2 separate regions of the Homo sapiens genome follow, and region 2 is linked to region 1. A link is a loop called in an ENCODE intact Hi-C map of the cell type or tissue named here. Cell type or tissue: PC-9. All regions are shown on one strand.

Evidence for each region. Peaks named below come from ENCODE experiments on the same cell type or tissue, not always from the same donor. Only the 100,000 strongest peaks of a DNase experiment are listed, where the experiment ranks them.
Region 2: a loop joins it to region 1, with 7 times the contacts of the local background. A loop is called at or near these places in 34 of 110 quality-filtered maps.

The regions. Positions count from the first base shown.
Region 1 is chr5:36,741,582-36,749,581 of GRCh38, forward strand. No RefSeq gene overlaps it. Among named protein-coding and RNA genes, the nearest start is that of SLC1A3-AS1, 20 kb to the left of the region's middle. RefSeq lists a silencer at 3,137-3,226. In PC-9, CTCF peaks have their summits at 3,197 and 3,397; DNase peaks (open chromatin) are centred at 2,870, 3,200 and 3,770; H3K4me3 peaks cover 2,494 bases; H3K27ac peaks cover 1,971 bases.
Region 2 is chr5:36,940,637-36,948,636 of GRCh38, forward strand. The region is part of intron 1 of NIPBL (NIPBL cohesin loading factor); the gene reads left to right. Among named protein-coding and RNA genes, the nearest start is that of NIPBL, 68 kb to the left of the region's middle. In PC-9, a CTCF peak has its summit at 4,184 (motif pointing left); a DNase peak (open chromatin) is centred at 4,165.

The sequences.
Region 1 (8,000 bases):
TACTACATCTCCTCTGGTCATTATTATCCAGACCACTGAAAATATCTCCTAACAGGCCTCATGCCTCCAGGCTCTTTCACCACCAATTCATCTACATCTACTACTCCTGGAGTAATCTTTCTAAACACTGCTATTAAAACTACCTCTGCTCTAAAACCTTCCATGTCTCCCCATTATTACTGGAAAAACTTTTAACAATACAACCTAGTATTCTAGGCCTCTATCAGTCTGGTCCCTTCTAGTCTGACAGCCTACTCTTCCCCTAAACATTCTGGGGAAAAGTGGAAACGAATGAACAAAACCCCTACACAAACCTTCCATTCCACAAAAGAATAAGTCAATCTTCTTATTTACGGCCTCCTTGTAATATGCCACGTAGATGCTCATGTGCCCAACATTTTCTCCTCTGCCTTTCTAAATTCAACCTGTCTTCTAGTTCCCATCCCATCAATAGTGCCTCCTCCATTCCTGACCTTTCTTGATTGTTAAAAATATCTTTTCCTACTTCTCTCAACAGCACTTACCCATTTAGCACTTCAGTGTGATATTTTTCTTATATTTTTTTCATATCTATTTCTGTGTGTCATCTTACCCCGCAACTACGTGTGTGAGTACGCCTTCCTCCCCAGGCTCCTCAAGGGCAGACACAATGCAAAACCCGTGATACTTAATAATAACCAAAACACTCATTGAATATTGATCACATGCCAGGCACTGTGTTAAGTGTTTTCCAGCATTATTTCATTTAATGCAAACAACAATTCAATAAGGTAGGTACTATTATTATCTCCATTATACAGATGAGGAGATTGTAGGTTGGAAAGGCTAAATAACTCTCCTAAAATGACATAACTAGTAAATGACAGAGCTAGGATTCACACACAGGTCTGCATGACCCAGAAGCCCCTTCTAATAGTACCTTTCACAGAGTAAGTGCCTTTCAGAGAATAAGTGCTGAGCATATGTTTGTGAATTAAGGCTATCCCTGTTACCAGAGCATTTGGGGTGTGTGGCAGGCAGAACAATGGCCCCCAAAGATGTCCACATCCTGATTCTCAGAGCCTGTGAATCTATTACATTACATTGCAAAGGGGGATTTAGGTTGCAGATGGAATTAAGTTTGCTAATCAGAGGACCTTAAAATAGGGAGGTTATACTGCAGTCTCTGGGAGGGCCCAACATAATCATAAGGGTCCTTAAAAGAAGATGAGGGAAGCATAAGAGAGACTCAGGAGTGATGCAATGCCTGCCTCTGCCTTGCTGACTTCAAAGATGGAGGAAGGGCCCATAAGCCGAAGAATCTGGAAGCCTCTGGAAGCTGGAGAAGAAAGGAAATGGATTTGCCCCTGGATCCTGCAGAAAGGGGCACAGTCCTGCAGCCTGACACATTCATTACCACCCAGCGAGACATATTTTTGTCAGATTTCTACCATACTGAAGTGTAAGATGATAAATTTGGTTGTTTTAAGCCACCAGATTTGTGGTCATCTGTTACAGCAGCAATAGGAAGCTAATTCCATGTGCAAAAATTCACAGCTAGCCCTGGATTATCCTGATGAATGGGCATTGCCCTGGTGAAAAATCAGTAGGCAGCTCTCTGTAGAACCCAAAAACCTGCCTTCCACCTCCATGGCAATTCTTCATAGGCAGAAACTGTACCACTCTCACCTGTTTCCTGGGCTGATCCTTTTCTACCCTGTCCCTGTGCTATTCTGAAAATAGCTTTACCAAGAAGGACATGAAACTGTGAGCAAAAGTCACACATTCATGACAAAATTCTCCCAGGAAGATTATCATTCCAATCAAAACATGTATGGTATCCTTTTAAAATATCATTACCCAGAGCTTTCATTCTGAAGCACTTCCCATATATTATTTTAGGTGTCTGTGCCAGCCCATAAGTGTGCATAAATGGCAGTTTCTAGTGCACACCGTGGTTTTTAGATTGCAGTTTTTGAGTTGATTCCAAGAATTTTACTCTTAAGAAGCCCAAATAGCACTGCAGACAAATGTATTTTTTGAAATAGTAGAAAAACTAACAGTTCAGAATTTTTGGACTAAGTAGCTGATAGAGAACAGGTTGGTAACAGGAGACTGGTGTAGACTCATAGACTCATACCCTTCTTGCTGAGCCATCCTCACCCTGTGGCTTGGCCTAATTGATTTTCTAGGATCTTTAACCACGTCTAGGCTGCGGATACACCTTGCATGGTGGCATGACTACATTGATGGAGTTAGAGCTGAGATCCACATTCCTATTTCTCATTTCCTGTCCAGCTGCCTTTGATGGATTTTCCTTAATCACCTGGACCCTCACAGCTCTGCCACTTTCCTTGCTAGTTCGGATTAGTTTGATGTTTATGTGTCTGTAATAATGGAAACAATAAAAACCACCAACCTCCCTGCTATTCTTCAGGTGCTTTACATACACATTATCATTTAACGTGCAGTTTAGTGCTGTGCTTACAGCATGGACTTTGGAACTAGACCACTTTGTTTCCAATCCTGGCCCTACCACTCATCAGCTTGTGTGACCGTGGGCACATTCATTAACATCTCTAGGACTCAGCCCTTCCATCTCCCTCTCCCACAAGCCCTGCTCTGGACACCAGACTCCCCACCACAGGGAGCCTCCTGAGATACAGATCACTGTTACTAGGGGAGGACAACCTTATGCTTCCGTCCACAGTATCACATTTCTGATGACGACTAACTATCACCCAGAACAGATCCAGTGAAATGGCAATTTAAAAAGTACTTCTTTATAAAGTTGCTGCGAGGATCATATGTTTAGAAGGGTCCCGGTAACGTAGCCAATGCCACATAGGTGTATGACCTCTTCCCTATCTTTTGAGGTAGGTGTGAGACTACGGTGCTCAGAAAAGTGGAACGACTTTGGGCAACTTGGGAACAACTTGCCCAAAGTCACACACTTGATCAGAGGCAGAGGTAGGATATGGAACCGGATCAAGTCCAACCGTGGACTTTCCACCCTGCTGCGCCGTCTCAAGTTTGTCCCTGATTGGTTCTGAATCCCTGGCGCCCATTCTCATCCCGCCCATCCGAAGATAAAACAATCTTCCTCCCGCGCCCCGCTGCTTCCCGGGAGCTCCCAGGAACTCTAGAGAAAACAGGAAAACTGAAAAGTGCGCTCTGCCTGCTGTGCCAGGCATGTCCCTCAGGGGGAGCCAACAAGGCTTTATTTCGTCCCGGCAGCTGGCCCCTGGGCACGGCCCCCAGCCCGGCGTCCCAGTTCCAGCCGCGCTGCAGGGGCGCGAGGGTGCCCGGCTCGCAGGTGTCCGCGCGCACCGCAGGGCTGCCCGAGTGCGGCTGGCGGAATCCCTCCCCAGCTGGGGAGGAAGGCAGTTGTTTTCTTCCTGGTGGAACGTTCCACTTGAAACTGTTCCACAAGGGCTGTTCTCGCCTCCGACTCCGGGAGGAACTGTAATTAACACAGCAACAAACGCCCACGACGCTAACTGGCAAAGGGAGTGTAACACGAGCCGCTGCTACAACCGAACTGGGCCAATTGCTTTCCCTTCTTGCCTCCCATTTGGTCTGTTTTGGTTCCGCAGTCATCCAACTGTAGCGTTTCTTAAAACATGTCAGTGGCTGGTGTTTGTGTTTTGGGTTGAACAGTTTCACACACGTCGCTGGAGCCCGTGCTCGACCAGCTGCTGTGCTGGGGATTTGCTTTCTGCGGCTTTGGGAGTGTCAGGTAGCAAAACGAAGAGAGTAGTCGACTAGAACGGTGGCGGGGAGGAGGAGGAGGGATTGTCTGCAGTGGAGTCGGGAGCCTCCTCCGGACCAGGACAGGTAAAACCGGTCTGCCAGGTCTCAGGGGGAGCGGGTGGAGACGTCCCACCTCACCTGGCTGCGCTCCGACTCAGGCTCAGCCGGCAGGTTCTGGGGCAATGGGGGAAGGGAGAGGGGCCGGGCCCTTGTGGGTCCCGCACGCACACAGTACTCAGGGGCCAGCCAGGTGCCATCCCAGGTGGCCCAGCTTGGGGTGGGCAGCCAGGGTTGGGGCAGGGGTGCGTCCTGAGTTCTTTACCTTTGAAAGGTCTGATTTCCAATGCTGCCCTTACACATACCCTTGCTCCTGCCGAGTTTAGTCCGTGGCTTCACTGGGGAACTTGTTACATGGAGATTCACGGGCCCTGCCGGAGACCCAGTGAGGCAGAATCTGCCCTTTAACAAGATCCTCAGGTGATCTGCAGACACGTTAAAGTTTAGGAAGCACTGACTGCCTTATGACATATTATACTTTCTTCTAACGTCTTTCTATCAATTTCCCATCGTGTCAACACACTACCTTAGAAAATTGCAGAACAGGCAGTGGCTTTTAGAGAACTGTAACTGCTCTCAGCTAAATGTCTGCCCCGTTTGATGCTTAGTAGTAGCTCTCTGCTAATTACTGCTAAGGGGTAGAGTGGGGAGAGGCACAGCCAGCAGGACTATACAGTCCAACCCAGGAAAGCTCAGAGACTAGATGGGGAACCCAAATCCAAACAAGAAGAATGATGTAACTCTACAAGGTAAGAATATACAAGGCAGAAATGACTATCATAGAAGCAACGTAAACAGTATGTGCTGCATGTTTAGTAAATTCACTGTATTAAGTATCTACTACCAATTTTTTATGTATTCTCTCTCTATACAGATTCATACATATACATATATGTCTATAAGTATATAGAGACAGAATATATATTCTGACACAGTAGGGATCAATATTTATTGAATCAATAGCTACAGCCCATTACAACGCATTCTCCTGGAAAGAATTTTGTGTTTTAGACCAAACCAGCATATATCTGTTCCAAAATTAAAATGTATTACCAATAACCAAGAGTCCATTTCACATGTCTTTTAAAACATTACGTATGTATTCATCATAGGTACATGGCTCCCATTTGAACATGATGGTTCTAGAAGCCCAGAGAGGCCCAGCAGAGCTACTTAAAGAATCCTGTGAAGTCTTCCCAGTCAGAATAACCCAACATACCTCCTACATGTCCATTAAGTCCTCCCAGGGCACAATGCCCTCATAGATCACAGACTGTAACTTTTTCAAAGCTGTTTCTTTCTCATGAGTTATTGATCTGCAAGCTAAACATTTTCAAACTGAGCTTTCACTCAATGGCCTGGAGTCACTTCAATTTATTCTGTCAAGTACTCAAGGTTCCTTACCTAGGCACTTAATCATGTGAGTTGTACATAGTGAGTACCAGTGAAAAGCAAGGTGGAGCATCCCTCATCTCACCCTATCAGAAGGATGATTACAATTTTTAAAATTCATTTGTTCCATCTAAAGGGGCTAAGGTTAACAAAACATTGCAGGCATTTTTTTCTGTTCTTTGTCTCTGTTATGTCCCAAATGCCTAAGACAGATCATGGAGAACAGCAGGTGCTCAATGAATATTTTGAGTTGAGCCAAATTGAATTGGTGCTTGAGGACATAACCAAGAAGAGATTATCACTCTGTCACACTATGACATTACTACCTGTACATGCTATTTCCAACAATATTTAACACACAATTTGAAGTGTTCCCTCATGCTTTATCCTTGCTGGAGACAATCAGGTCTGGTAAGACAATGGAAGGCAAACAAGGATTCTAGAGGGAAAGGGTTGCAGGAGGGAGTGGGGAAGGACATGCGTTTAACAATGTTTAGTGAATGAGAACTGTCACTTTTGAATGTGAACAGTAAAAAAGCAGAACAAAAGGTTGAGAACCCAATCTAGAATATAATTGCTATTTTTAAAATAAAAGTTTCACCATCAGAGTGAACAGGCAACCTACAGAATGGGAGAAAATTTTTGCAACCTACTCATCTGACAAAGGGCTAATACCCAGAACCTACAATGAACTCAAACAAATTTATAAGAAAAAAACAAACAACCCCATCAAAAAGTGGGTGAAGGATATGAACAGACACTTCTCAAAAGAAGACATTTATGCAGCCAAAAAACACATGAAAAAATGCTCATCATCACTGGCCATCAGAGAAATGCAAATCAAAACCACAATGAGATACCATCTCACACCAGTTAGAATGGTGATCATTAAAAAGTCAGGAAACAACAGGTGCTGGAGAGGATGTGGAGAAATAGGAACACTTTTGCACTGTTGGTGGGATTGTAAACTAGTTCAACCATTGTGGAAGTCAGTGTGGTGATTCCTCAGGGATCTAGAACTAGAAATACCATTTGACCCAGCCATCCCATTACTGGCTATATACCCAAAGGATTATAAATCATGCTGCTATAAAGACACATGCACACGTATGTTTATTGCAGCACTATTCACAATAGCAAAGACTTGGAACCAACCCAAATGTCCAACAATGATAGACTGGATTAAGAAAATGTAGCACATATACACCATGGAATACTATGCAGCCATAAAAAATGATGAGTTCATGTACTTTGTAGGGACATGGATGAAACTGGAAACCATCATTCTCAGCAAACTATCACAAGGACAAAAAACCAAACACCGCATGTTCTCACTCATAGGTAGGAATTGAACAATAAGAACACATGGACACAGGAAGGGGAACATCACACACCGGGGACTGTTGTGGGGTGCGGGGAGTGGGGAGGAGATATACCTAATGCTAAATGACGAGTCGATGGGTGCAGCACACCAACATGGCACGTGTATACATATGTAACAAGTCTGCACATTGTGCACATGTACCCTAAAACTTAAAGTATAATAATAATAAAATTAAAAAAATAAATAAAATAAAATGAAAGTTTCTAAAAGGCAAGAACTTCTAGTTCAATAACGCTTCCCCGTCCACTATAATAACCACAGCTAATATTTATTGAGTACTCACTACATGCCAGGCACAATCCTACTGACTAGTCTTTACACTAACCCTTAGAGGGAGGTGCTGTCACTACCCCCATGATACAGATGAGGAACAAATGACAGAAGTTCGGTCATTTTCCCATGATCACGCAGAGCTAATGGGCTCAAGTACAGGGCCAGGATTTAGAGACCTGGGTTACAAGCCCATGCTTGTAACCAGTGGGCTGAGAGTAAGAAACACCAAGTGAATTTGAAAGAGAAAACAACCTGACAGAAGACCCTGCCGTCCTGTCTTTTGTCCTTCTGTAGCACATGCTCTCAGTCCACTGGCACAGGCCCTCAGCTTACCCTCGAAATCACTGAGCTTCAGTGGTTCCTTCTACGCTCACTGATGGCCCCCCTATGTGAAGACCCTCTGCTTGTCTCCACAGGAGAGTTAGGCCAGAAATGCCAGGGAGCAAATGCCCCAGACCCAAAGCCAGTGAAAAATGGGAGTCAGTAAATCGTCGACTTTTCTCTCCCCTTGTGACACTGTAATAGGATAATTCTGACTTGCATTATACAGTCTTTCAGCGGGCTCCCAGAGGGACTGGGTCCCAATTGTCCTCTGTGCTATTGCTCTCCCCCATACACCCTTTACTGGTTCTCCTCCCCTCCTTGCCTCATTTACCCACTATGTTTCCTGGAATCACTTTTCAAACTCCTTGTCTCAGGATCTACTTTTGAGGAAACCAACTCAAAACACTTAAATAACATGATATTGAGTAGGACTTTTCCCATTGCAATGGATTTAGCAATTAGGACCCCAAACTAAGGATGTTAAGCACCCGACATACTAAAGACAGCTGAATACAACTAGAGGCAAGACATCTGCTTGGTGTCTTAAGAGAAGGATGAAAGAGTTCTGCAAACACATTATCTCTACCCCATTTCTCTCCTTTCCCCCAATCCATATAAGCAGACAACTAGGAAAGGATAATTTAAAGAAATGGTTGAGATCCTCCAATGAGGAGTTCTGTGGCTTTTCCTTCCTCTCCCCATGGGAGCTTCTGGTACCCAAGACAAGTGAAATTGCACAAAAAGTGGACATTTGAGTCACAGAATATACAGAGGCTTCTACAGAGCCCACCAAGAAACATACATGCACCCTTCCTCCTGGACCAAGAGAACCAGCCTC
Region 2 (8,000 bases), 200 kb after region 1:
ACTTTGTTTTGTTTTGTTTTTCATATAAAAAACAGCTAGGACTCTGGAATGTTAAGAGTGGGGATTCTGGAATCAGACTTGGGCAAGTTACTTAATCTTTATGTGCCTCTGTAATTATTGTCTTAAAATGAACATAAAAGTAGTACCTAATTCATAAGATAAGGATTAAATGAATTAAAATATATAAATCCCTTAGATAACAATGCTAGGCATATGTTAAGCACTATGTTAGTATCATCAAATGTTGTTGTTACTGTTATGGAATTTATCACAAATATGTAATTATATGTTTCGTAGTGATTATTCATCACCCCTACTGGACTCTAAGGTCTGTGAGGATATGTCTATTTGGTTTACCACTGTATCCTCAACAACTGCTGGTTGTCCCTATTGTAGGTGTTAGGTATTAAGTGCATGATAGTGAATACATAAAGGTTTACTTTTTTAAAAAAATTCAGGAAACCAGATAATCAAAAAGAAAGAAATTAATCACTTAATAAGTTTCATCTCCCAGGGATAAGAAAACATAGGTAAAGAGAGATTAAACTACTCCTTCAAGTTCAGGCAATTCAGTATTCTAATTGAAAGTGTTGTGTTTCCTTTTTAAGTCTAGTTTTGCTTTTGTGTTTATATGTCATAATTAATTGTGTTAAAACATAATTTTAGAAACCGATCTTTCTATATCCCTCTTTTCTATACCCCCCAATTTTACTTCACTTTCTTAAACAACAATAAAAGTCTCCTGTAACATAAGAAAGCTTTTCTTCCTAATTATCTTCTTTAGGTACTTTAAAAAAAATCAATCAGCTATCACATGTTATGGACAAGGGGAATCACTATTGAGTTAATATCCTAAGACGTTCAAAACCCAGAACCAAAAAAAAAAAAAAAACCACCAAAAATGCTGTTTGGAGAGTTTCAGGTTTAATTAAAGAGTTTGTTCAGGTGTTTTTGCTGTTTGGAATCATTATCTGAGAAATTATGCTATAACACATGGTCATTTGATTCTGTTTCCATTAGCCTTCTACTCTGGGATATATGGCTACTACATTTTCTTTTTAATAATCTGTGTTTCACAGTAAGTTTACTTTTGTGGAACTCTATTATTAAATAAATCAGAAATCTCACTTAAAATTTAAAAAATTATTTTTCTAATGAAAAATTGATATTACAGAACTAAATTTTTAAAAGTTTATGTACAGAAAGGATATAGTATTTGATGTTATCAAAACTTACATGTTATGATTAGTTCATTGACCATGAGTATATTAATTTAGAAAAAAATACATCCCTAATTTACATCATCCTTAATTTGTATACTTGTCATGTAGTGCAGGGGTCCAGTGGAAATCATAGAAAGGTTGCTGTAGGTAATGAGTCACAAGTCACTTTTCTCCATTGATAGCTTCTTTTTCTGTAAATCGAACTATTTAAAATAATTTAAAAACTTAGATCCTTAGTAAAAAGCTGTTTTTTATTGGTCTAAGTTGACTTTTTAAAAATTTATTTTCCCTGGCCAGGTGCAGTGGCTCATGCCTATAATCCCAGCTCTTTGGGAGGCGGAGTGGGGCGGATCACCTCAGGTCAGGAGTTTGAGACCAGCCTGGCCAACATGGTAAAGCCCGTCTCTACTAAAAATACAAAAATTAGCCAGGTGGGGTGGTGAATGCCTGTAATCCGAGCTACTCAGGAGACTGAGGCACAAGAATGGCTTGAACCCAGGAGTCGGAGGTTGCAGTGAGCTAAGATCGTGCCACTGCATGCCAGCCTGGGTGACAGAGTGAGACTCTGTCTTTAAAAAAAAAAAAAAAAAAAAAAAAAGGCCAGGTGCGGTGGCTAACGCCTTGAAATCCAGCACTTTGGGAGGCCAAAGCAGGCAGATCACTTGAGGTCAGGAGTTCGAGACCAGTCTGGCCAAGATGGTGAAACCCCATCTCTACTAAAAATAAAAAAATTAGCTGGGGGGTGGTGGTGCACACCTGTAGCCCCAGCTACTTGGGGGGCTGAGGCACGAGAATCACATGAACCTTGGAGGCAGAGGCTGTAATGAGCCGAGATCGCACCACTGCACTTCAGCCTGGGTGACAGACTCTGTCTCAAAAAAAAAAAAAAAAATTATCCTCCCTAAAAAGCTATTCCAGTATCTTTTTTCACATTCATTAGTTATATTATTTAGTGGTTATATTTGGTTCTCTTGAACTGTTTTCTGAGTTTTTGAAACCAATTGCACAAATACAGCGCAAGGGAAACATGGTTTAGCAGTAGTAGGACTGAAAAAAAGTTTTAATTCTTGCTAACCTCACTGTGAGACTGTAGTATTTTGTACCTAACAAAAAATTTTCCGCAGTAATCTTTAGTTAAAAAAAAACCCTTCTATTACAGAAAACTATATAGTTGTTATATTGTAACTTCAAATTTTTGTTGTATTTTTTATTGTCATATTGTTTTTTCTCAAATATTTTCAGTCCACAATTTGTTGAATCCATGGATGTGGAACCTGTGAATACGGAAGGCCAACTGTACAAAAAAGATCCCAGAATTAATAAGTAAGGTTTAGTAAGCTTTCGGGATACAGAATTAATATACAATATTCTATTGTATTTCTGCATCCTAACAATTAACAATTGGAAATCAAAAATTTGTCAATTATAATAACATCAAAAATGTGAACTACTTAGGAATGAATCTGAAAAAGTATGTGAAAGCACCGTAGACCAAAAACTAGTAAACATTGCTGAGTGAAATTAAAGAATATCTAAATTAGTGGAGACATATAAATTGTTTGTAGATCATAATGCTCAATATGGTTATCAGTTCTCAAATTGTTACATAGATTGAATGCTATATCTATCATATTCCAAGCAGCTTTGTAGAAACTGACAAGATGATTCTAAAATCCATATGTAACTATAAAAAAAAAACCCTAGCATCAGAACAGTTTGGGAAGAGGGAATAAATTTGTACTAAAGCAGAGATATTGATTAGATAATTGGATATGAGTCTAGTATATGGGAGAAAAGTCAGATTTAGAGATACAAATTTGGGAGCCAGAAGCACAGAAGCACTATTTTAAAATCATGCCACTGAATGAGTTCAACAGTAGAGTACGGAGAGGAAGATAAAAAGAACCAGAAGAGGATCCTGGAGTGGCCAGTTTAGTCAGCAGAAAAACTAGGAGAATGTGTTGTTCTGGAAGACAAAGAATTATTCAAGGAGGAGAGAATGATCAACTTTGTTGATTTCTAGGTCAAATCATATGAGGTGAGAGGCTTGCCCACTGAATCTAGCAATTTTAATGTAATTGCTAACTGTGGCAAGATATTTGGTGGAATGGAGAATAAAAACACATATGGTTGTGGGTTCCAAGAGAAAGTAGGAGAAGAATTAGGGATGAATATAAACAACTGAGGGAATTTTGCTGTGAAAGGGAACAGAAAAATTAAGCCATTGTTGGAGAGAGATCATAGGGGTCAAGATAAATGGTGGGGTTTTTTTGTGTTTTGTTTTTATTGGAAGTAGGGACAATTATTTGCATATATATGTTTTATGCTGATTGGAATTATTCAATATGTGGAAAAATTGATGATGCAGGAGAGAGGAGAATTGCTGAAACGGTATTTTTGAATGAGTTAGAGCAGGATAGAGATCAGTATGCAGATGACACATAAGTGATCCATGATTTTTTGCATCTCTTCCACGTATACCTTTTCTTGATTGCTCTTTCATGTGCTTTATTAATGATCTTACCTATTGGGAGAGTTTCCTAAAGTATCTGAAGCATATTCCATGTTTTCGTACTAGATTGTCTTGAAGAACTGAAGATCAAAAATCAAAGTAGCCAGAGTTTCTTGAAAAGATTCTTAAGGCAGCCAGATTCCAAATGGCTAACAGAACCAAAATGGCAAAGACTATTACATACTTTTATAATTTAATATTAATATAGAAGTCTTGTTCACAAATTTTTCTTATATTTCACATGTACATCTCAAAAAGTTTCCATTTCAGTATTTAAACAAAAAACCACACACTTCAGGATCTTTTGCTTTCTAATATTGTTGAATAATCAATTCAGAAGAATCTGGCCAATCTTTGATGTGCTAGTAAAAAAAAAACCAAAGCTGAATTTTTAATTTTCTCACTTATTTACATAAGTTGAAAGTGTGCCCTCTTGTGGACTATTCAGTAATTTTCACATAAAAGCCTTTTCCTTGTATATTGCAGACTAAATTAATTGTATATCATCACATATGTTTTGGTCAAACGTTGAGATCTAGATCTTAATGTTAAGTTCTTTAAAACCTAAACCTCATTTGGAAATAAACAGTCATTGTTTGATTTTGCATTTCTAATACAATTGTGTATGAAACAGTCTTTTAACAGTTTCAACCTATATAAGGGACTTGGAGACAGGCTATTTCTTTTGCAATATAAAAGAAGATGAGAAATAAATTTTGTTTTGGTGTGTTGGGAGTGGACTAGGAATCCAAACAATTCATAGACGCGCTTGGAAATTTCCTCCGTAGCCTCTATGTAAAAATAAATTTTTAATAATCAAATTCCAGGACACAGGACTATTTTTTTCCTGAGGTAGTTTGTAGTTTTGTGTAGTTTGGTACAATTAAACTTTGCATAACTAACTACAGGCCTCTGCAAATCCATTTAACTGTATAACAAACTGGGACTATTTAAAGTTATGTGAAGTTTTATTAAAGTCAGTTCATAGATGTGTATAGTTTTGCTTATTGTTTTATTTCTCAGCAAACATACACATATTTTATAAACTGCTTTTGAGAAACCCTAAATCTCAACTTTATTTACTTAGTGGTAACTTTTCTTTCTCTGCATAATAGTACTCAGTAGTGTAAATATATCCTTCTAATACACGTTATAAATATGTGATATAGCTACACTATTGGGACACGCATATACATTATTGGTATCCAGCGGTGGCTGCAGAGAGCTCAGGGTTCCAGAAGCAAAGCAAGTGTCTGAAGAGAGTTTTAGAACTTTGCTTTATTTTGCATTTTAAAAATTTATTGGAAGTAATTTGAAACTTTAGAAAAGCAGAAATGTTTTAAAGAAAGTGAGAATTTTTACAGTGCAGCTTATTGGGAACTTTTTGTTTTTGAGGTAGGATTTGAGGAAGATCCTTTCAGAAGTATCTTAAATAGCATGTGAAAAATCTGTTCTTGAATAGCAGGCAGGGAAAAGGAATCTGAAGGTGGCTTGACTGAAGTGAAAGGATTCTGCTGGAGAGGTGCCACTCTCTAGGGACTCACTGACCTATTTAAAATAGTAAGTAGTACCACATAGATTTATTTATTTATTTACTTAACCTGTGTAGCTATTTAGCATTTATATCCCACCTATTTCCTAAAAGGATTTTAGGTGTTTTATAATGTTAAATGTAATATAAACCAGGACAATAAAAATATACTAGTTTAAACTTTTTAAAAAATTCTTTAATGTGAGAAGGCTGAGCAAAGGGCAAGGAGAACCTTTTCATTCTCCCCCCAGAAATCTTGCTCCTCTTTTACTAAAGCTTTCAATCATCTCTCCAAGTGGTGGCAGGGCAATTCTAAGGTCTGACCTTAGTTCTTAGCATAGTATGTTAACAGATTTACCCTTAGTTTTCTGGCCCACCAAGACTCCAGCAGACTTTCTGTTGCCCAACAGGCTGGGCTGCAGCCACACTATAACAAGGTCTGAATCTCAGCCTTGTGAGATGAGTATGCTTTTCCAAATTCTTATTTTCCTCAGATATTTTCCTCCCTTAAACATGTGGATGGTAGCTGTTTCCTGTATTTGCCATTCCTGTATTTTGTAGAATCCTTTTTATACCTTCTAGTTAACCATTTTTTTACTACTTAATAATTCTATATATTAAATTTTTCTTGCTCAAAAACAGTGTGTGTGTGTGTATATATATGCATGTGTCTGTGTGTGTGTATATGTATATATATACACACACATATATGTACTTAGTTTTAAGCCTTTCCCCCACCACCAAAAAAATTAACATTAGCAAAGGTGTTAATTAGCTAAATATTCCACATATATGAAATTTCAGTTTATTCAAAATAATGTTATAATCACACAAGGTGACAATATAGTTTAAAGAATACTGACCTAGAGATCAAACACTTATATTCTAGTCTTGGCTAGTGAATTACTAGCTCAGAGACCTTGAACAGACACTTATGTTCTTTGAAGAACTTTTACTGTTTGCTGTAGGTTTATCTTTTTTCCATAGCAGTGTAGATGTTTCTCAGTTTTATGTCCTTTAGGCAAACATAAGAATATAAGATTTGATTAGAAACACCTGAGTTCAAATCCTATTTCTGCTGCATGCTGCCTGTTTAGCTGTAGAGAGAGTATTTACGCCCTGAAACTTAATTTTTGCATCTGTGAAATAGTGATAATCTTTACAATCCTTTGATATTGGAATGATTAAGGAAAGGAATATATAAATATCTGACACATAAGAAGTGCCAAAAAAAATTTCCCCTACAGCATTACTTTATTTCTTGCCTATCTGATCTATTATAATGTAACTGTTATCAACCCTCAATAAGTGGCTTCCATAACTATAGCTATAGTTCAGACTACTTTTGTCAGATTGTGAATTTCCAACTTCCTGCTTTAGACATCTCCAACTAGATATTACACTGGCATTTTAATCTGAACAAGTCCAAAATCACACCATGGTTACATGTAAGTACTGCAGTATTCTAACAGAACTTTCTGCTTCCATCCTCTGTCTCTTTCTCCCCCACCCTATCTTCCTTATCACTATTAAATTAGTCTTAACTGAAAGCTTAAGGATGTGGAAAAAGATATCAACATTATGTAAGAAACTCCCTTGCAGGCTCCAATTGACTTTTCTGGCCATATGCTCTGTCTAAAGTGTTTATGAATATACCTTGCATATTATATTAGTCTTTAGCACCTAGCTCAGTATACTTCATAGAAGATGCTTAACATAGGTAATTATTTAAATATTCAGAGAAATCTATGTACATATAGCAGCAACAGGAGACTTACTAATTTTTTTATTTTATCATAGTTTATATTAGTATTTTCCTGAATCATAAAGTAATATTCTAATCATAATAAAAGTCCAAGGAGTACAGATAGAAATACCACCAAAATAAGAATTCCCCAGCATCTCAGCATATACCCGACCCCTAATCATTGTTAAAGGTTTAATAATGTTCTTTTTTTTCATGCCTAGACCATCATTTTTATGAAAATGTGTTTTAAGCAAAAGTATTTAGCTTGGTTGATGAGCTTATGATGTGCACACTGATATTTTCAGTTAGCAATATATCTTTAATATCTTTTCATGAATTTTAAGAATCTTTGCCATTCTTCTTTATTTTAGTGCCAATTTGCTGAGAGATTAAAATATAGAATCATCACTGTAAAGTTGGTTCAGGCTTTAATTCAATGATTCTTTCTCTTTTCTCCCTCTGAAATATGTACCCCCCTTTACCACATTCTTGTGGCCAAACTCAAATTTTAAAGGGCAGAGGATGTTCCATCTTGTTAACCATTGTACTTTGCTTGCCTAGCATACATAGTGTCTGACACAGTAACATAAGATAAATATTAATTGGATGCCTCATGAAGGACTAAATATTTTAGAAATAGTATGTTGTGTTGGGTGCCACTTATAACTCAGGAGGTACTTACAGGTTTGAATGAACTGTTATGTAACCTGATACAGCATTTTAAACTGTTAACTATTAAGCATAGTAAAAGGAAAATGCTTTAGTTATGTTGAAGACAAGATGAAGCAGATTTTTCTGGAAAACAACACAAAGTAGAGTTTAAAGCAATTTATTAAATTGCTAAGACAGATTGAATAGTTATTATGAGAAAAGTTACCAGAATCGTATCTTACATCCATCATGTATTTAGCTCATTTTTAGTGTATTCAAAGATGGAGAAAATAAGGGGTTTGTGCTTGGTAAGATTCATTTGCTAAAATGTCATTG